2 separate regions of the Homo sapiens genome follow, and region 1 is linked to region 2. A link is a loop called in an ENCODE intact Hi-C map of the cell type or tissue named here. Cell type or tissue: OCI-LY7. All regions are shown on one strand. Links, peaks and the distances in the headings refer to the core of each region. The heading gives the core; the rest is flanking DNA.

Region 1 (10,457 bases), core at 5,558-8,057, 61 kb after region 2:
TAGGGTGGCTATCATTTTTTTTTAAATGGAAAACAACAAGTGTTGAAGAGGATGTGGACAAATTAGAATCTTTGTGCATTGTGGTGGGAATACAAAATGGTACAGCTACTGTGGAAAACAGTTTGGTGGTTCCTCAAAAAGTCAAACATAGAATTACCATATGACCTAGCAATTCCACTCCTAGGTATACAGCCAAAAGGAATGAAAACAAATGGCCAGGTACAGTGGCTCATGCCTGTAATCCCAGCACTTTGGGAGGCCGAGGTGGGTGAATCACCTGAAGTCAGGAGTTCGAGACCAGCCTGACTAACATGATGAAACCCCATCTCTACTAAAAATACAAAATTAGCTGGGCGTGGTGGCACATGCCTGTAATCCCAGCTACTTGGGAGGATGAGGCAGGAGAACTGCTTGAACCTGGGAGGCAGAAGTTGCAGTGAGCCGAGATTGCGCCATTGCACTCCGGCCTGGGCAACAAGAGTGAAACTCTGTCAAAAAAAAAAAAAAGAAAGAAAGGAAGGAAGGAAGGAAGGAAGGAAGGAAGGAAGGAAGGAAGGAAGGAAGGACAGACAGAAGGAAGGAAAACAAAACAGGGACTCTAACACATACCTCTATGTGAGTGTTCATAGTAGCATTATTCAAAAGGTGGAAATAACCCGAGTGTCCACCAACTGATGAACAGATAAATGTGGAGTGTGTGTGTGTGTGTGCGTGTACACACACACACACACACACACACACACTGCAGTATTATTCAGCCACAGAAAGGAATGAAGTTCATATATGGGCTATACAACATGGATGAACCTTGAAAACATTATGCCAAATGAAATAAGCCAGACACAAAAGACAAATATTATATGAATTCACTTATATGAATGATCTAGAATAGGCAAATTCATAAAGTCAGAAGGTAGATTAGAGACTATTAGGGGCTAGAAGGAAGGGTGGATGGGGAGTTACTACTTAACTGGAAGAGTTTCTGTTTGGGGCAATAAAAAATCTTTGGAAATAGTGGAGATGGCCATAAAACTTTGTGAATATTATAAATGTTATTAAATTATACAGTTAAAAATGGATAAAACGGCAAGTTTTATGTTATGTATATTTTACCAAAAAAAAAATAAACAACTACCACGTGACTTATCAGCCAAACACATACTTTTCTGCAAACACACATTATTTGTGTACTCATTTATTCCTTCATCCTCCTTCCTTAAACAGTCTGCTGCAATTCAGGCAAATGTTTTCACACACAAAGGTTTCCTTCTCAGAAACTTCACTGTCAGTGTGAAGCTGAGGCATAAGAACTTGAAGGAGGAGGGGAGGGAAGAACTTGAAGGAAGGACCTTTAATGCTAGGTAGCGTTATAGCATCTTATTTTTTGATAGACAAAATAGAATGCACTAAACAAACACTTCTGGAGCATCTACTAGGTGTCAGGCACTGTTCTAGGGTCTGGGGAGACAGCACAAACAAAAGATAGATATCTCTGTCTGCCCAGGGCTTACATTCTAATGCATTTTGGAAAAGCTCTCCAGAAGATTCTGATATGCCCATCACAACTAGCATAGAGTGGAGAGACATGAGAGCTGCACAGACCCAACCCTATCCGCCTCCCCACCTCTCTGATAGTGAGGTCTAGAGATGAGAATGCTTTCAAGCAACTACTCTCATGTACGAAGGCCTGGTGCTGCCACTCTGAACAGCTCTTAACATTTTTTCCCCTAAAACACTGGTAGCCTTCTGTCATATCAATGGAATAACACCTGGAGTGTGACCTTTGGGCTGAAAGGAGCAGGCATTTTGCTCCTACTTGGATCCAAGGCCCCCAGGCTGATCTAGCACAGGAAAACTAAGTTTTCCTTGTCATCCTGCCTCATTCCTCACTGTTCTACACTGGAGCTTGAGAGCAAAAGTCCTAGCTAACATAAAAGAGTCAACTTTGGGTCAGGCACAGTAGTCACACCTGTAATCCCAGCACTTTGGGAGGCCGAGGTGGGCAGATCACTTGAGGTCAGGAGTTTGAGACCAGCCTGGCCAACATCGTGAAACCCCGTCTCTACTAAAAGTACAAAAATTAGCCAGGCGTGGTGGAGCATGCCTGTAATCCCAGCTAGTCGGGAGGCTGAGGTAGGAGAATCGCTTGAACCCAGGAGGCGGAGGTTGCAATGAGCAGAGACCGTGCCACTACACTCCAGCCTGGGGGACAGAGCAAGACTCTGTCTCAAAAAGAAAAAAGAAAAAAAAAGGGTCAACTTTGCTTTGTTTTCTACTCTGGGCATAGATTTCCCTCAGAGACCTCCTAGGAAGTGGTAATGGGCGGGATTCAGGTTCTGCTCTATCCTGGCCAAATACATCCTCAGCTATATTGAGTTCATCCTTTAATAGATCCCAATTTCCCAATTTCAAACATGTGACCTTAAACAAAGGAGGTACTTGACCTAGGTTTCAATTTCTTTACCTGGGAAAATGGGACCAATATTAGGATCTTCAAACATTTTTATTTTTTGGAGACAGGGTCTCACTCTGTTGCCCAAACTGGAGTGCATTGCTGCAATGACAGCTCACTGCAGCCTTGACCTCCCAGGCTCAAGCAATCCTCCATCAGCCTCAGCCTCCCAAGTAGCTGAGACTACAGGGACATGCCACCATGCCCAGCTAATTTTTATATTTTTAATAGAGACAGGGTTTTGCCACGTTGCCCAGGCTGGTCTTCAACTCCTGGGCTCAAGCAATCCTCCCGCTTCGGCCTCCCAAAGTGCTAGAATTACAGGCATGAGCCACCACACCCAGCCTGATCTTCATACATTTGATGTGAAGGTTAAATGGCTTAACGTATGCAAAGTACTTAACACGGTGACAGACTATTCTAACAGGTGCTCAATAAACAGTTACTATTTTTTTCTACTATTATTTTATTAGAAACAACATAGTGAATGTTTTTGAAGGGTGAAAACTTAAATATTCTTATTCATAATTGCCCAAACTTGGAAGCAACCAAGATGTCCTTCAGTGTCCTTTACATTTGTATGTAAACTGTGGTACACACAAATCACATGCAAATCCTATTACTTCTCTTTTCTGGATTATGTATAACAAAGTACTCATCAAATACTGCAATAGAGATTGGCTAGCTGCTTTCCAAACCTGTTCCTCTTCTTCCAACTAGACTATGTTTCCCTGGCTCCCTTCCAGTTAGATGTGGCCTTGTAACCAAGTTCTGTCCAACAGAAGTGGGCAAAGTGATGCAGAACATTTCCAGGCTTAGCACATAAGTCTTCCCCATATGATCTTCATTTCCTTGCTTCATTCATCAACTGGAGGAGGAGGATTCCAAGGCCATATGGGATGGGGAAGCCACAAGATGGAAGGCATCTGGTCCCTGAATCACAACGTAGAGACAGCCACCTGCCAGTCCCTTGCACTGGTCCATTACATGCGTGAAAAACAAATTTCTCCTATGTTAAGTCACTGAAATTTGGGGTTGGTTTGTTTTAACATCTAGTATTACTCTAATATAAATACCCATATTGATTAAAAGCCAGGTAGCATGCTTTAACTAAAAGAGAAAATTCTCCTAACACATATTCTCTTGTATGTTAAACAGAGGCAATTTAAAAAATACATGAACTTAAGAATCAAACAAAAAGTAAAATGAAAAAGAAGTTACTGGCCAGGTGCAGCAGCTCATGCCTGTAATCTCAGCATTTTAGGAAGCCGAGGCAGGTGGATGGCTTGAGCGCAGGAGTTCGAAATCAGCCTGGGCAACATGGCGAAACCCTGTCTCTACAAAAAATACCAAAAAATTAGCCAGGCGTAGTGGTGAGCACCTGTAGTCCCAGCTACTCAGGAGGCTGAGGTGGGAGGATCACTTGAGCCCAGGAAGTCCAGGCTACAGTGAGCTAGGATTACACCACTGTACTCCAGCCTGCATGACACAGTGAGACCCTGTCTCAAAAAAAAAGAAGAAAGAAGTTACTGATTCTCAAGTCACGTAAGCCTAACTTCACCTCAGGTAAACTAATGTCAAACAGTGTTAATCAGTGCTAGAAAGAGTTTAATGAGAGTAACAGACAGGATGTGTACAGCCTCACCTGTACAATCTTCCAGGCAGGGAAGTTAATAGGTTGCAAGCTAAGAGGGGGATTAACTTCTTTTCCAATCTTTCATCTTAATGACAATGTCAAAACATACAGAAAAGTTGAAAGAAGAGTATATAAAGCATACCCTTTCACTAGGCACCTACATTTAACAGTTAGCTAGTAGGCTGCAATATTTGTTTTCTCTATATAGGTGGTATGTATATTTTTTTACTGAACTTTTTGAAAGTTGCATATGTTAGGATTCATATACTTTACCCCTGAATACTTCAGCTTGCATCTCCAAAGAATGAGTACATTCTCCTGCATAACCTCAATTATCACACCTACAAAAAATAATAGTAATTCTTTAATATCATCTAATACCCAGTCTACATTCAAATATCCCTACCTATCCCCAAAACATCTTTTATAATTCATTTTCATGAACTAGGAGCCAATCAAGTTTCTCGTACTACATTTAGTCTCTTTGACCTCCCTTAATCTAGAACACTCACCCTGCCTTTTTGTTTCCTTTGACGTTGACTTTTTGAAGAGTCTGGGGCAACTGTCTTACAGATCATCCCATATATTGGATTTATCTGATTGTTTTCTCATGGTGTTTTATAACTTGTTTCTCTATCCTCTGCATTTCCTGGAAACTGGAAGATGTGTCTAAGTCCTTGATTTGATTCAGATTAAACACATACAGGAAGGATACTACATAGGTAAAGCTGTACACTTCCTGTATACCATGATACTAGATAGTCCCACAATGAGCAAGGATACATTTGATGACTTGCTTATAAGATGGTGACTGCCAGACCTCTTCACTGTAAAGGTACCTTCTTTTCTTTGCAACAGGCAAGTAACCTGTGGGGTGATAGTACTTTGCAAGTACCATGTTCCCCAATAACCTTTCACCTAGGATTCTGGAATTCATTGAAAACCCTTGTCTAAATAAACTATCACTAGAGGTTGAAAAATTGTGATTTTTCTAATTACAGCGTTCCACAAAGGTTAACTTTTTAATATTCTAAGAAATGCTTTTAGTAAATGTCATTTTTCTATTTTTTAAGATACAAACATTTTACTTCCATTTATAACTTTCAAATAATAAGTAAAAGTATTCTTTATATCCAGAGACCGCTTTACAAAGAACATTTCGACAATCCAAGGAAAATGCTATGTAACCACATAGTACAATCTTCTGTTTATAAAGCATTTTTTTGCTACATAAGTTATTTGCTTCATTTTTAAATAATGTTTAAATTGCAAAAGTAATGTGTCAGTATTAAAGAAAGTTCAGGCCATTTAGAATAATATAAAGGAAAAGTACCACCTCCCCTCTCTCTCTCCCAACAACTCATCCTGCTCCCAAAGGATAAAGCTTGCATATCCTTCCATAAAAGCACATATATCATATATAAATTACATACATCATGTTTGTGTATATACAGTATATAGTTATTGAAAGATCAAATAGAATAATACTATACATGATGTTCTGTGCCTTGCTTTTTTTCCACAACATTATGTGTGGACAGTAGCCTTAAAAGGACATCTCAAAACACCTCTTTTTATCGCTGCATAGTATTCCTTAATGGGAATGTGCTACAATTTAACCAGTCTCATCTGATGAGTTCTGCAACTTATGTCCACTGCAACAAATATTGCTGTCTATATATTGCAACATGCTAGCACAAGTATTTCTGATAGATTTCTGAAAGTCCAAGAATTGAAAATGCTGAATAAAAGAGTAGGTGTGGGCCGGGCACGGTGGCTCATGCCTGTAATCCCAGCATTTTGGGAGGCTGAGGCGGGCGGATCACAAGGTCAGGAGACTGAGACCATCCTGGCTAACATGGTGAAACCCCGTCTCTACTAAAAATACAAAAAGGAATTAGCCGGGCATGGTGGCGGGTGCCTGTAGTCCCAGCTACTCTGGAGGCTGAGGCAGGAGAATGGCATGAACCCAGGAGGCGGAGCTTGCAGTGAGCAGAGATCGCACCACTGCACTCCAGCCTGGGCGACAGAGTGAGACTCTGTCTCAAATAATAATAATAATAATAATAATAAATAAAATTTTAAAAGGGTAGGTGTGTTGTAAATTTTTTTCTAGGTATTAACCAAAAGCTCACCCCAAAATATACAATTTTCCTCACTTCCACTAACTGTGTCCTAATGCATTTTAAAATTACAACAGTCCACTACTGAACAAACCTCAAGTAGTAAAGCCTGCCAAAGAATCACAAAGCCTAAAATGAGAATGGGAACTAATATTTACCAAGTGCTTAAGTGTCAGACACTGCACTTGACCCTTTAGAATATCTCAATAACACAGCAATTCTGTGAGGTAACATAATCTCCATTTTCCAAAAGAGGAAGCTAAGGCTCAGAGAGTTTATCCAATGCTATACAGTTTTATAAGCAACAGGGCCAGCATTTGAACCCAGGGTTATCTGGTACCAAAGTGAGACCATACAGAAGCTGCTCCCAACTGGGGCCAAAGTGAGGGGCTCTTAAAAGGGGGGACTCCTGATTAACCAGGAAGGAGATGGTTCCAAAATGTTTGCTTACAGGTTCAAATGTTAATTTCATGTTACCGCAAAGAGTCATCTTTTTCCCCTTCAGACTCTGCCTATGAGCCCACTCTCAGGCTGTGCTTAGCAATCCAGCTCCACCACAGCAACAGTGAGCCCACAACCCATAGAACCTAGAGGGGCTGATCAACATATTTTTGGAAAGGTGATGGGGTGGTGGAGGAGGAGGAAGCGAGAAGCAGGTGGTGGGTTAGCATGGCAGAGTCAGATTATTTTGGATCCATATCAGTTGTCACAAAAACATTATGGGGGAAGTGGAACTACCGTACATCTGAGAGAGAACCACAATGAACTGGCACAGTCTGTTTATACCAACTTTCCCTGCCCTAAACACTTTCTATTTCTGCTGCAAAGACATGTAGGGCCCAGTAACTTTAGGATGGCACTTAATCACATAACAGAGACAGACAGCTGGGAGCTCCCTGGCCTGACAAAACAGGTTAGACTGGTGGCAGGCAAGTGCCTGGCCCCGCTGCCTTGCAGCTCCAGTGGTGGGGTCTGGGGGCTGCTTTCAACCTTCCTGGGGAGTTAGGTCTGTAGCTACCTTCCCTTGTAGCTGCCCTGGCCTGTCAGGGAGGAATGCTTATAAGTGTCCTTTGGTGGGTGGGGGAGTTCCTTTCTGTTTAAACGTTAAGCATTCACAGTGTGTCTTTTATTTTCCTTAGGTCCTCTGCATCCAAGCAAGCACTTATTATGGGGTCTATTTGTGCACATCACTGCTAATGTAACATTGACTACTCTCTGAGGATAATGGAATAAAGGGAAGGAAAAAGAGGGAGAGAGCGAGTGGGAAAGAGAGGGTGAGAGAGGGAGGGAGGGAGGGAGAGAGAGAGAGAAATCTCTTCCCCTTTCCCCATTTTATCTCCATCCCAGACACAGGGCTCAGAAAAGCTCCAAGGGCACAATTAAGAATTGAAAAGTCATGAAGAAAATTGATAACATAATGTGATTTAAATAGGGAGAAGTAGGCGTCAAATTGAGTGATTTGAGGAGCACGTTAAAATGCTATTACAGCCGGGTGCGGTGGCTCACACCTGTAATCCCAGCACTTTGGGAGGCTGAGGTGGGTGGAGGTCAGGAGTTCAAGACCAGCCTGGCCAAGATGGTGAAACCCAATCTCTACTAAAAATACAAAATTTAGCCGGGCATGGTGGCGGGCGCCTGTAATCCCAGCTACTCAGGAGGCTGAGATGAAGAATTGCTTGAATCCGGGAGGTGGAGTTTGCAGTGAGCCGAGATTGCGCTACTGCATTCAAGCCTGGGCGACAGAGTGAGACTCCGTCTTGGAAAAAAAAAAAAAAAAAAGCTATTACAAGACCAAGAAGCATACAAGGTTATATGGTGACCTCTCCCTCCCACTCCTATTTCACAGCCATCTAGTTCCTCTCCCCCAAGGAAACCAATGTTACTCATCTATTGCATGTCCTTCCAGAGATATTTTACGACTATACCAACAAATATATAAATTTATATATATATAAATTTATCTTAAATGTAAACGCTGTTCTTCTCAGATTAAAGTGTCACTTAAACACAAAAAGGTGGCAGAAATTACATTTTAAAACTTTTTCTCAAAATAAAGAGTTTTGAAATTCACAGTTGAACTCTTTCATTCATAAACATTTAAAAGTTAAATTGTTTGCCTCCAGAAATTAAGTTGGGTTCCCAGCACACAGTGGATACTTTAAAAATGTTTCCTTAGGTCTTTTTGTCGTTCCTTATTCAGAGCCAAGAGGACAATTACTCACTTCCTCTATTGATATAGAGAAATCAAATTTTATTTTTTACTATTAAAAAAGAGAAGTCTTGAAAAATCTTTACTGGATTTACTTGTGTTCAAAGATTTGCTTGACAGTAGTAATCATTTCATTGTGTTTATCAAAACATCATGTTGTACATCTTAAATGCAGACAATTTTTTAAAAGATTTGCAAACTGAATTTTAAGATCAGTTTAAAATCCCCATCCCAATAGTCTTCAGTATACTATGAATAATTAGCTAATCACATGACATTAGAATTCAGATTAGGGGGACCTTGCAGTAGAAGACCAAACATACCTGAGAGAAAGAAGAAATGTTTTCTCACAATTACAGACAGTCCTTAAAATATTAATATTTGGCATAACCTGAGACATCACATATTGACAAACTAAATTTCTTTATACATTTAAAGAAACACTAATACTCAAAGATATAGAACAAAATTACACAGGAATGCTGAGATGATATTGCCTTTTCTGAACAGCCATCAGTTACACTAGATTTGTAACTTGATTGTTCACAAAATAAAACAGTACACTGTAGCACAACCAAATGGCTGAAAGATGGAGGTGAGTTTTAAAAGTACGTATCAGCAAAGGAAAATTCCACTGTTGTCTTTAAGCCTTAAGATAAAGGTGATTGAACTCCTCAGAACACGGAGTACTCTCCAGAAAATATATTTTCAAATCCCCATTTATTTTCCATCCCTTGAGCATGTGTTTACGAATCTGACAAATCTACCTCCTATTTCACATTGTCCTTTAAGAAACTGGGTCTAGGGCCTATTAAATAAAAATATTTTCACGGTTATCTATATAAAGGCAATTTTCATTTGCATCATGGCTTGGAGTCAATCACCTGCAATGACCACGTGCTTCAATTCCCCCCTGTCTGTCTTCTCAGGAAACCTCCCAGCTTACCTGCAGGCCTGGCATCAGTCATTTATCACCAACTGACACAAACCACAGAGCTCAACAACGGTCAGGGATGGAGGCCAAAGTCTGTGTTGAGACCTATAATTCGCAATCACCAAACTCGGTTTTAGACCTGGTCCTGTTTCAAGATCTGTGTAGGTCACTACTTCATCAAAACTGGAGGGCTCTTAACAGCGCTTGCCCCTTACACGGTTTGGCTGCGAGGGCCTGGTGGCCATGAGCCCCGGCTGTCAACAACTAATCAAGAAACATGAGAAGCAAGGCCCAGAACCAAGGGTAATTTTCACATTAAAGGTTAAGGTTTCTGCTTTCCATTCTCTATCAGGGCACCTGGATGGAAACTGAATAAAGAAATCCCTCAGTATATGTGATAAAATAAAATTTTCCCCGTTGGGAACAATCATGAAGTGGCTCGTCTATTTCGTGTGAGGATGCCAATTCAGGGGCTTTAACACCACTGAATTACATTCAAAAAGAGAATACCTGACTCCACTTTGGAGTCATGGGCAGGGCGAGGGGGGAGGCAGGGGGCACAGAAGAGGAAGAGGGATGACTCAGATTATGGCTGACATCCATGTAATAAAGGGAGATTTGTACTGACCACTGTGCATGTAACACACTGTGTACCATTAAATCTAGAAAAGGATGGTAGCATCAGCCCACCCCTAACAACAAAAGATGGCTGACTCCGGAATTAAAACCACGACTTTTCCCCTTCATACATTCGGAAATGTATCTCAAACTCACTCCCTGTTACCGTCTTAGGAATACAAAAGCTCCTCTTCGTTTGAGAAAGCAAGTAACTGGGTATAACTTTCCACTCGGGACATAAGAGCAGGAGGCGTGCCTGTCTCCTCGTCCAGGCCTGACATGGTGGTGCCACCCACTCTGGGTCCTGGACCACTGCTCACCTTTCACCACACTTCATGCTCTGACTTTATCATTAAGAGACCTGGGAATGTGGACCTCAGGAGTGGGTACCCACCCAGGCTGACCATGGATGTGGCGTCCAAGAGGCCCCACTAACCCATACCCAAGCAAAGACACTTTCAGACTTCGTCCCCACTCCCTACTGT
Region 2 (10,457 bases), core at 5,184-7,683:
CGTGTGGTTTAAAAATCCCACGGGTTCATTAAAGAAACCAGCTCCCATTGGTCTGGTGCCAGTTTTCCTTTTGTGGCTGAGGCTGTTGGGAGGAGAGCTGAACAAGTGGACATGGTGAGGTTTAATTCTAGACAGCCATCCATCAGCTACAATATTTAAATGTCTATGTTAATAAGCCTTTGTTACGGAGGAGAACAGGTACGTGGGTGCACTGTTCTTTAGTGAGACCTCATTTTTTCTTATGTAAGGTACTGAGGGTAGGTGATCACCTGATCAGTGTGGCCACCACTGTGGAGTTTTTTACAGCACAGTAGGGGTTGTTATGAGTTTTAAAGCTTCATCTGAAATTCCAAGAAAAGAAAGTATCTCATTTTGCATCCAGTTACACAGTGTTTGAAGATGGTGATAACTATTTCTAATTCAATGAATAAAGAGAATCCAATGGATTCCAGCAGTTGACAATGACTTTTCAGGTTTGGGGGTAATTTACATGACTTGGATTTTGAGAGTGAATATTACAGCCCTTTCAATACCTTGTTCTACTTGTTCTGCTACTTATGCAGCTGTGTTATTCGTTGATATATTAGTTTCAAGGAGAATTCATTCAAAATATTTTTGTTCCTTGTTTTGAATATGTGGTGAAACTAAAAAGCAATTTTATTAAGGTACAATTTACATACCATAAGATTCACCCATTTTAGAGTATACTATTCAATGATTTTTAGTATATTCACAGAGTTGCACAATCATCACTGCAATCTGATTTTGAAACATTTCCATCTGCAGTCACTTCCTGCTTCCTACTCCAATTCCCAGGCAACTACTAATCTACCTTCTGTACTATAGATTTGCCGTTTCTGGACTTTTAATATAAATGGTGTCATACAATATGTAGCCTCTTGTGTCTGGCTTCTTTCACTTAGTATGTTTTCAAGGTTTATCTATGTTGGAGGCATGTATCAGTACTTCATTCCTTTTTATTGCCAAATAGTATTCCACTGTACCAGTGTATCATATTTTATTTGTCCATTAACTAATCAATAAATATTTGAGTTGTTTCCCTTTTTTGTTAATGTGAATAACGCTGCTATGAACATTTGCATACAAGTCTGTGGACATGTTTTCATTTCCCTAGAGTAGATACCTAGGAGTGGAACTGCTGTGTCATATGATAAATCTATGTTTAATATTTTAGAAACTGCCAAACTACATTGGGAAAAATGTATTGTTTTACATTCTCGCCAGCAACACATGAGAGTTACAGTTTGTTGGCCGGGCGCAGTGGCTCACACCTGTAATCCCAGCACTTTGGGAGGCCGAGGCGGGCAGATCACCTGAGATCAGGAGCTCGAGACCAGCCTGACCAACATGGAGAAACCCCATCTCTACTAAAAATACAAAATTAGCTGGACGTTGTGGCACATGCCTGTAATCCTAGCTACTCAGGAGGCTGAGGCAGGAGAATCGCTTGAACCTGGGAGGTGGAGGTTACGGTGAGCCAAGATCGTGCCATTGCACTCTAGCCTGGGCAACAAGAGCGAAACTCCGCCTCAAAAAAAAAAAAAAAAAAAGAGTTATAGTTTGTTTACAGGCACAGCAGCACTTGTTATTGTCTTATGATCATACCTGTTTTAGAGAATGTTCAGAGGTATCTCATTGTAGTTTTAATGTGCATTTCCCTAATGCCTAAAGATGCTGAGCATCTTTTTATGTGCTTATAGGCCATTGTATATCTTCTTTGGTGAAATGTCTCGTCATTCAAATCTCTTGCCATATTTTAACTCAGGTTCTCTTATTGAATGGTAAAAAAAAAACCCAAACTTTTTGTTTTCTGGATAGAAGTCCCTTATTGAAAATACAATTTGAAAATATTTTCCCCAAATCTATGACCTATATTTTTCCTTTCTTTTTTAAAATTTCTCTGATGTTGTCTTAAAATTTTTTTTTTGCTTTATTGTTATACAATGAATTATTTTTTCTTTTGGTGTACAGTTCTATGAATTTTAACACACATATAGATTCATGTAAGCACCACTGCAACAAGGATACCAAATAGTTCTACCACTCCCCCAAAACTCTCTTGTACTATCTCTTCACACTGATACCTTCATCCTACATATTAACCCCAGCAACCACTGCTTTTTGTTTTGTTTTGTTTTGTTTTGTTTTTTCCATTAATACAGTTTTGTCTTTGCAAGGTTAAATACATGGAACCATGCAGTATGTAACCTTTTGAGACTGGCTTCTCTCACTCAGCGTAACACCTTTGAGGTTCATCCAAGTATTGTGTGAATTAACACTTCATCTCATTTTACTGCTAAGTTGTATTCCATTGTATAAACACTCACCTACTGAGGGATATCTGGCTTCTTTCCAGCTTTTGGCTGGCACAAATAAAGCTGCCATGAACACCCATGAACAAGTTTTTATATGAACATGTTTTCATTTCTCTAAGGTAAATACCCAGAGTGGGACTGCTCGGTCATATGTGCAGCATATCTTTAACTTTATGAGAAACTGCAAGCCATTTCTCAAAGTAATTATGCCTTTTTTTTTTTTCAGTTCTTTTTTTTTTTGTTTAAGTTCTGGGATACATGTGCAGAACGTGCAGGTTTGTTACATAGGTATACATGTGCCATGGTGGCTTGCTGCACCTATCAACACATCATCTAGGTGTTAAGCCCCGCATGCATTAGATATTTGTCTTAATGCTCTCCCTCCCCTTTCCCCCTACCCCCTGACAGGCCCTGGTGTGTGATGTTCCCCTCCTTCTGTCCATGTGTTCTCATTGTTCAACTCCCACTTACGAATGAGAACATGCGGTATTTGGTTTTCTGTTCCTGTGTTAGTCTGCTGAGAATGATGGCTTCCAGCTTCATCCATGTCCTTGCAAAGGACATGAACTCATTCTTTTTTATAGCTGCATAGTATTCCATTGTATATATGTGCCACATTTTCTTTATCCATTCTATCAAAGAAATACCATTTGACCCAGCAATCCCATTACTGGGTATATACCCAAAGGATTATAAATCATTCTACCATAAGGACACATGCACACGTATGTTTACTGCAGCACTATTTACAATAGCAAAGACTTGGAACCAACCCAAATGCCCAACTATACCATTTTTTAACCACTGTCCCCTACAGCATCATATGAGGGTTCTAGTTGCTCCACATCCTCATCCACATTTGGTATTGCCAATATCTCTCATTTTAGCCATTCTATTGTAATAGGTGTGTAGTGGTATTTCACCATACTTTAAATTTGCATTTCCCTAATGGCTAATGATGTTGAATATCTTTTTGTGTACTTATTGGCAATCCTAATACCCTCTTCAGAGAAATGTTTCTTCAAGTTATTTGCCCATTTTAAAAACTGGGTTGTTTTCTTATGGGTTCCTTATATATTCTGGGTTCCCTTATACATTTTGGGTTCCTTATATATTCTAGATACAAGTCCTTTGTCAGATATATGATTTGCAAATATTTTCTACCAGACTGTAGCTTGTCTTTCCAGCCTCTTGACATTGTCTTTGGCAGAGCAAAATTTTTTTACTCTGATAGATTAAATCTAATTTATCCATTTTATTTTATTGCTTGTGGCTCTGGTATCATATCTAAAAAACACTTGTCTAACCCAAAGTTATGAATATTTCTTATGTTTTTAAGTGTTTTATAGCCTTGATGCTTACATTTAGATCTCTGATACAATCTGAGTTAACTTAGTGTGTATGGTGTCAGGTTAAGGTCCAAATTCATCCTTTTGCATACGGGTATCTAATTGCTCCAGCACCATTTGTTAAAAATACGGTCTTTTCTCCAGTGAATTCTCTTGGTACCTTTGCTGAAAATCAACTGACCATAAACACAATGGTTTATTTCTGGAGCTGGTGGGAGAAATGGGAGCTGGTGGTCACTGCAGTCTATTCCACCTGCCTGTGATAAATCATCCAGAACATGGATCTGGCAGGGATGGGAGCAATCTTAAATGCCATAGACACCTACTATTCTTACCAAGATTCAGTAGATTTTCTTTAATAAATGTTCCTCAATTTAATTGACCTTTCATCAATTTACAGAGACTAAATAGTTATTTTTGACAACTTTGTCCAATTTTATTGCTGTGTTTTGGGAAGAAGATTTATTGAGCTCTCACACAGTCATTCCAGAAGTCCTCCCATGAGCATGAATAACAGAATTCCTACATGCTTGTTATCTTGCCATGTTTTATAAATGTATAAGAAGCAAAAATTTACTGAAAATGTTTGCTTTTGTATATTGTAGCAAATTAATTCTAAGGCATTATTTGTTGCTATTTACCAACTTTTCCTGATATATTTATTTTGTCTGGTAGTAATGAGGAAGCATAATGGAGAAGAATTTGGTAGATTCAGTGACAGAAGACCTGGGTAGGTAACTTCACTTTCCACCTAGCTACAATCCAGCACAAAGTACCTCTCTGCTGCTCATTTCTAAAATTGGGCTGTTGTAAGAATGTAGTGAGAACATGCATATGTCAAAACCCTTTATAAACTGTCAAAAGCTGTACAAATGCTGCTTTTTATGAGCCCTTTAGAATTAGTTATTTTCCTTTGCATCATCTCTTGCTATAAAAATAGTGCATATTGGGGATGGAGGTTAGGAAGACAAGTGATATGTGGGCTGGAGCAAAATAGAAAAAATATCTCTAGAAAAGTAGCTACAGAACTCACTGTTTTTGAAGTTGTCCTGTCCAGCAAAGGCACAGGACACCATAACTTCCTTATTTGTCCCTCTAGCAGCTTCCCAGGTGCCTGTAAAATGAGCACTTCTACAGCAATTTTACAGTTATATAGGGTTTTCACCAGAGGAAAATTTCAAGGGTAGGCATAATTGTCCTTGTATAAATGCTGATTTATTTAGAAGACTCTCCCAGGGATTTAGCAAAACACATAATGATAGTAATAAAACAGTATCATCATATAATGTATCATCATCAATCTTTGTGGCACTGTAGATTGGTAAACAGGCCAAAAAGTAAGCAACCTTACTCTATCAGTTTTCTTTTAATAAGAATTAAAAGACTGCAAGGAAGACAGGTTTCATGGAGCTAGCAACCTTACTATTAAAAATTCCCATTAAAATGGGAAATAAGTATCTGCCATATAATGGGCTAAACCTGAAGTGTGAGACACAAGCCACTGATTTTATTGCTCAATTTCTCTAATGCATTCAGGTCACTTAAAATCAGATGACCTGCATGGCACCATTAGGAAGATTTTTTTCAGAATTGCTTGAGATTCAGCATTGGCACTGAACCATCCGAATGAGATATGAAGCCCACCACAAACAGAACCACAGGTCCTGCCTGCTTGTCCAAGGAAAATCCCTCTGCTTGTGTTTCCTACATACCTAAGGCATGTCTACAGTTGCCCCACACTCATTTTATCCAGATCTCATGCCACTACAAAATGCCAATGTTGGAAGGGACAATACAAGTCCAATTATCCATCACATTTATAAAACACTCTGTTCAACAGCAGACAGGTCTTATACTGTGGTATTCAGAGTCATCTTGGGGAACCAATTAAAGTACAGGTGTCTAGAGTCTCTCCTGTAACTTCTCATCCTGTAGGTTTAGGGGGTGTTTGAGGTATTTTGATTTAAAGAAGTTCCATATCTGATTTCAATGCATGCTCAGAAATGAGAACGAATGGTCTCTAAGCTTCTTACCATGATATTATACAGCTCTTGTTTAAATACAGACAGTGAGGGGGCTCACCATCTTCCAGGTCTATCCTTTTTGCAGCAGGACAACACTGGCTCTCTAAACAGAGTCAAAGTTTGTCTCCCTGTAGCTTCTGCCCACTGGTCTCAGGCCCCTTTTATTATGACCACTGAGAAGCCATACTTCTCCAAGCTCTGGATTCCCACCTCACCAGAATTTTCTAAGTGCCAGTTGTATGAAAAAATCCAAATTGTACAAATACTCGTTCTGTGAAAAATGAATGACCAAAATGTAAGATTTATACACTGAAAATTACAAAACACTGCTGAGAAAAATGAAATGACCCAAATAAATGGAGAAACATCCCATATTCATAAATTAGAAGACTCAATATAGCTAACATGACAATGCTCCCCATATTGCTCTACAGACTTAATGCAATTCCTATCAAAATTCCAGCAAATTTTTTGGCAGAAATTGACAAGCTGAGCCTAAAACATACATGGAAATGCAAAACCACCAGAAGATCGCAAATTACCTTGAAAAATAACAAAGCTGGGTGAATTTCACTTCCACATTTCAAAACTCACTACAAAGATAGTGTGGTAGTGGTATAAGGATAGACACATAGCTCAATGGAGCAAAACTGAGAGTCCAAAAATAAAATGGTGTGTTTATGGTTAATTGATTTTCGATAAAGATGACAATGCAATTCAATTGAGGAAAGGACAATCTTTTCAACAAATGGTGCTGGGACAATTGGATATCTACATGCATAAAGATGAACTTAGACTCTGACCTCCTACTATATATAAAAATTAATACTATATATATAAAAATTAGTTCAAAATGGGTCAAAGACCTAAATCTATGAGGTTAAAATTATACAACCTTTAGGAAAAAAAAAGCCTAGGGGAAAAAATCTGTGAGTTCCTAGGTTAGGTAAATTTTTCACTGATATGATATGAAAAGCACAAACAATAAAATAAAAAATTGATAATTTAAATTTTATCAAAATTCAAAACTTTTGTGCTTCAAAAGACATTATTTGGGAAGCCAAGGTGGGAGGATCACTTGAGGCCAGGAGTTCAAGACCAGCCTGGGCAACACAGTGAGACCTCATCTCTACAAAAAAATTGCAACGTGGATGGAGCTGGAGGCCATTATCCTAAGCGAATTAAGGCAGGAACAGAAAAACAAATACCACATTTTCCCACTTATAAGTGGGAAATAAATGCTGAACACATACAGACATAAACATGAGAATAATAGATATGATGGACTACTTGGGTGGAAAGATGGGGAGTGGGTTGAAAAACTACCTATTGTGTACTATGCTCACTACCTGGGTGCAATATACTCATGTAACAAACCTACACATGTATCTTCTGTATCTAAAATAAAAGTCAAAATTAAAAAAAAAGAAGACTGAGGTGGGAGGACCACTTGAGCCCAGAAGTTTGAGGTTACAATGAGCTATGATCACACCACTGCACTCCAGCCTGTGTGACAGAGCAAGAACCTGTCTCTTAAAAAAAGAGAGAAAAAAAGACATTATTAAGAAAATGACGAGGAAAAAACTGCAGACACATATTTGATAAAGAACTTGTATCTAGGATATATAAATATATAACTCCATAATAAGATAATTCAATTTTAAAATGGGCAAAAGATTAGAATAGACATTTCACCAAAAGAAATTATGAATGACTAATAAGCACACGAAAAGATGGTCAACATTATAGATCATTCAGGAAATGCAGATTAAAACCATAATGAAATACCATTTCATGCCCACTAGAATGGCAATTATCAGAAATACAGATACTAACATATGTTGGAGAGCATGTGGCAAACCTAACCCTCATACGCTGCTGGTGGGAATGTATAATTGTGCAGCCACTTTGGAAAACAGTTTGCAGTTTCTTAAAAAGTTAAAAACAAACTTACCATACAACTCAGCAATTTACACTCTACCCTAGACTAGAATTGAAAACAGATGTCCACACAAAGATTTGCAGACAAATGTTCATACTAGCATTATTCATAACAGCAAAAAAATGAAAACAACTCAAATGTCCATCAACTGATGAATGGATAAACAAAATGTGGTCTATCCATACAGTAGAAAAAGGAACGAACTTGATACATGCTACAACATGGATGAACCTAAAAGATATTACACTAAGCATACATGCTCAGTGAAAGCCAGTCACAAAAATGCCACATATTGTATAATTCCATTTCTATGAAGTGTCTAGGACAGGTATATCTACAGAGATGGAAAGTAGATTCATGGTGGCCAGGGGCTAAGGCATGAAGGATCCTATTGGGATGATTAAGATATTCTGAAACTGAATTATCATGGTCACACAACTTTGTGATTTTACCAAAAATCACTGAAATTGTATACATGAGTGCATTTTATGATATGTAAATTATATGTCAATAAAGTTTTTTTTTAAAAAAAGAGCAAATGAGAAAATGAATCTAGAGATCGCATGTGCGATCCTTTTCCAGTACTAGTGTTCCATACTTTTCCAATAAGTATCTCTCAAAGTGAGAACTGAACTGATGTAAGACCAGCAGACAATATATTCTGTAGTGCAAGGGCTACACGCATGAATACCTATATGCAGATCAAATATGTAACACAAACGTAAATCCTTCAGGACCCTGGAAGAAACAGAGGGGAATATACAATGACTCTCAGGAAGTGATAGCAGGTTAACTATATAGGTGGTATATCTAAATGCAACTTTACTATTATTTTTTCCAATGGGAAACACAGCCTAAATGCCACCTCCTCCAAGAGGCCCTCCCTGACTCCCTAAGCTAGGCTAGGTTCCAAGGCTTTGTAGTCCCACTGCACTATGTGCTTCCTCTTTTGTAAACATGCCACACTTTGTTATAAACATCTGGACAGTTGGTCTGCCTAGCTGGTCCAACTGTCAGCTCCATGGAAGGTGGGGTGTGGGGGATCTGTTGAATTCCCCTCTGTATCCTTAGCACATGGAAGTGCCTGGCATACTAGGTACTCAAAACATATTTGCTCGCTGGCAATCAGATAGAGGCTGAACTACACTCAAACCTATATATTAAGAGTACCCACAATGAAATATATAACAAGAGTTGGTATCCCACTTTGGACATGAGAAAACATTTCTGACTTTAGAAAAATTTCTTTGAATCTCATTTCTCCAACTTTATATTTTTACTTATTTATTTATTTATTTATTTATTTATAGACAGAGTCTCACTCTCTTGCCCAAGCTGGAGTACAGTGGCGCAATCTCGGCTCACTGAAACCTCCACCTCCTGGGTTCAAGCGATCCTCCTGCCTCAGCCTCCTGAGTAGTTGGGATTACAGGCGCCCGCCACCACGGCCGGCTAATTTTTGTATTTTTAGTAGAGACAGGGTTTCTCCAAGTTGGCCAGGGTGGTCTTGAACTCCTGGCCTCAGGTGATCTGCCTGCCTCAGCCTCCCAAAGTGCTGGGATTACAGACGTGAGCGACTGCGCCCAGCCTCTCCAACTTTAAAATAAAGAAAACGTCAGCTGGACCACAAACCTAAAATATTCTTAAAGCACAGACGTCCTTAAATGAAAACCCCCTTCCCACTCCCCAGCCCTGAAAAATTACAGGTTTAGCGTTACAATACATGAAAGCTTCTACCAACCAGGTGCTTAGGAGCAACCAAAAAATAAATCAATAATTCTATCCTGTGAAAGTGATTAGATATCATAATCCTGGTTTTGCTTACTAAACATAGCTCACAATCACTGTTTTCTTCCTTCCTTCCTTATTTATTTATATATTGATGAATTAATATTTCTTCATTCGTGCATGCATTCAAAAAATATTTGGGTACCCACTATGTGTCAGGCCCTATGGTAGAAACTGGACATATGGTAGTGAAACATATATTCTGCTGTCATGGAGTTTACAATCTGAAAGAGCAGATAAACAAAAACAATAGTGACTGCTAGCACCATGTGCCAGACACTGTTCTAAGCATCTTAGGCATATTAACTGAGTTAATACTGACAACAATCCCTTGAGTAAGGTACTATGACTATTCCTATTACATTGCTGAAGAAACCAAGGCAGAAAGAGAAACAGGACTTTGCCCAAGGTTACACATAGGTCACATGCAAACGAAGGACCTGAGATTCAATCCCAGGTTGTCTGGCTCCAGAGTCCCAGGACTGGTCATGGCCAATGTGCCAATCCACCCCAACCGTCTTTCGCCTGGACTTCTTCAGTAACCTCCTAACTGGTCGTGTCGATGGAGTGACTGTGGGAGATCATAAACAGGGAGGAATTAATGATGACTACCAGGTTCCTAGCTGAAGCAATTTGGGATAAGAAGGTGACTTTTATTAAGACACATAAAATGCTACATTACAAAAACTGAATACAATTTTGAAAGTGGTCAAAGGATACAAAGTTTCAGTTAGGAGGAATAAGTTCAAGAGATCTATTGGACAACATAACTATAGTTAATAAAATGTGTTGTATTATCAAAAATTGCTAACAAAGTAGCTTTTAAGTGTTCTCACCACAAACAAGTGAAAAGTATGTGAGGTAATGCATAGGCTAATTAGCTCGAGTTATGTTGCGGGAAGTCAGGGACCCCAAACAGAGGGACCAGCTGAAGCCACGGCAGAAGAATGTGGATTGTGAAGATTTCATGGACATTTATTAGTTCCCCAAATTAATACTTTTATAATTTCTTATGCCT

Evidence for each region. A loop is a pair of places that touch in the nucleus more often than their neighbours do. Peaks named below come from ENCODE experiments on the same cell type or tissue, not always from the same donor. Only the 100,000 strongest peaks of a DNase experiment are listed, where the experiment ranks them.
Region 1: it touches region 2 in a loop (4-fold over the local background); 8 of 110 quality-filtered maps call a loop at or near these places.

The regions. Positions count from the first base shown.
Region 1 is chrX:46,747,852-46,758,308 of GRCh38, forward strand. The region is part of intron 1 of SLC9A7 (solute carrier family 9 member A7); the gene reads right to left. Among named protein-coding and RNA genes, the nearest start is that of SLC9A7, 6.0 kb to the right of the region's middle. In OCI-LY7, for the core only: no CTCF peak of the experiment used is centred there; a DNase peak (open chromatin) is centred at 6,970; H3K4me3 peaks cover 1,793 bases; H3K27ac peaks cover 1,855 bases.
Region 2 is chrX:46,687,046-46,697,502 of GRCh38, forward strand. The region is part of intron 1 of SLC9A7 (solute carrier family 9 member A7); the gene reads right to left. Among named protein-coding and RNA genes, the nearest start is that of SLC9A7, 67 kb to the right of the region's middle. In OCI-LY7, for the core only: no CTCF peak of the experiment used is centred there; a DNase peak (open chromatin) is centred at 6,306; H3K4me3 peaks cover 1,277 bases; H3K27ac peaks cover 1,915 bases.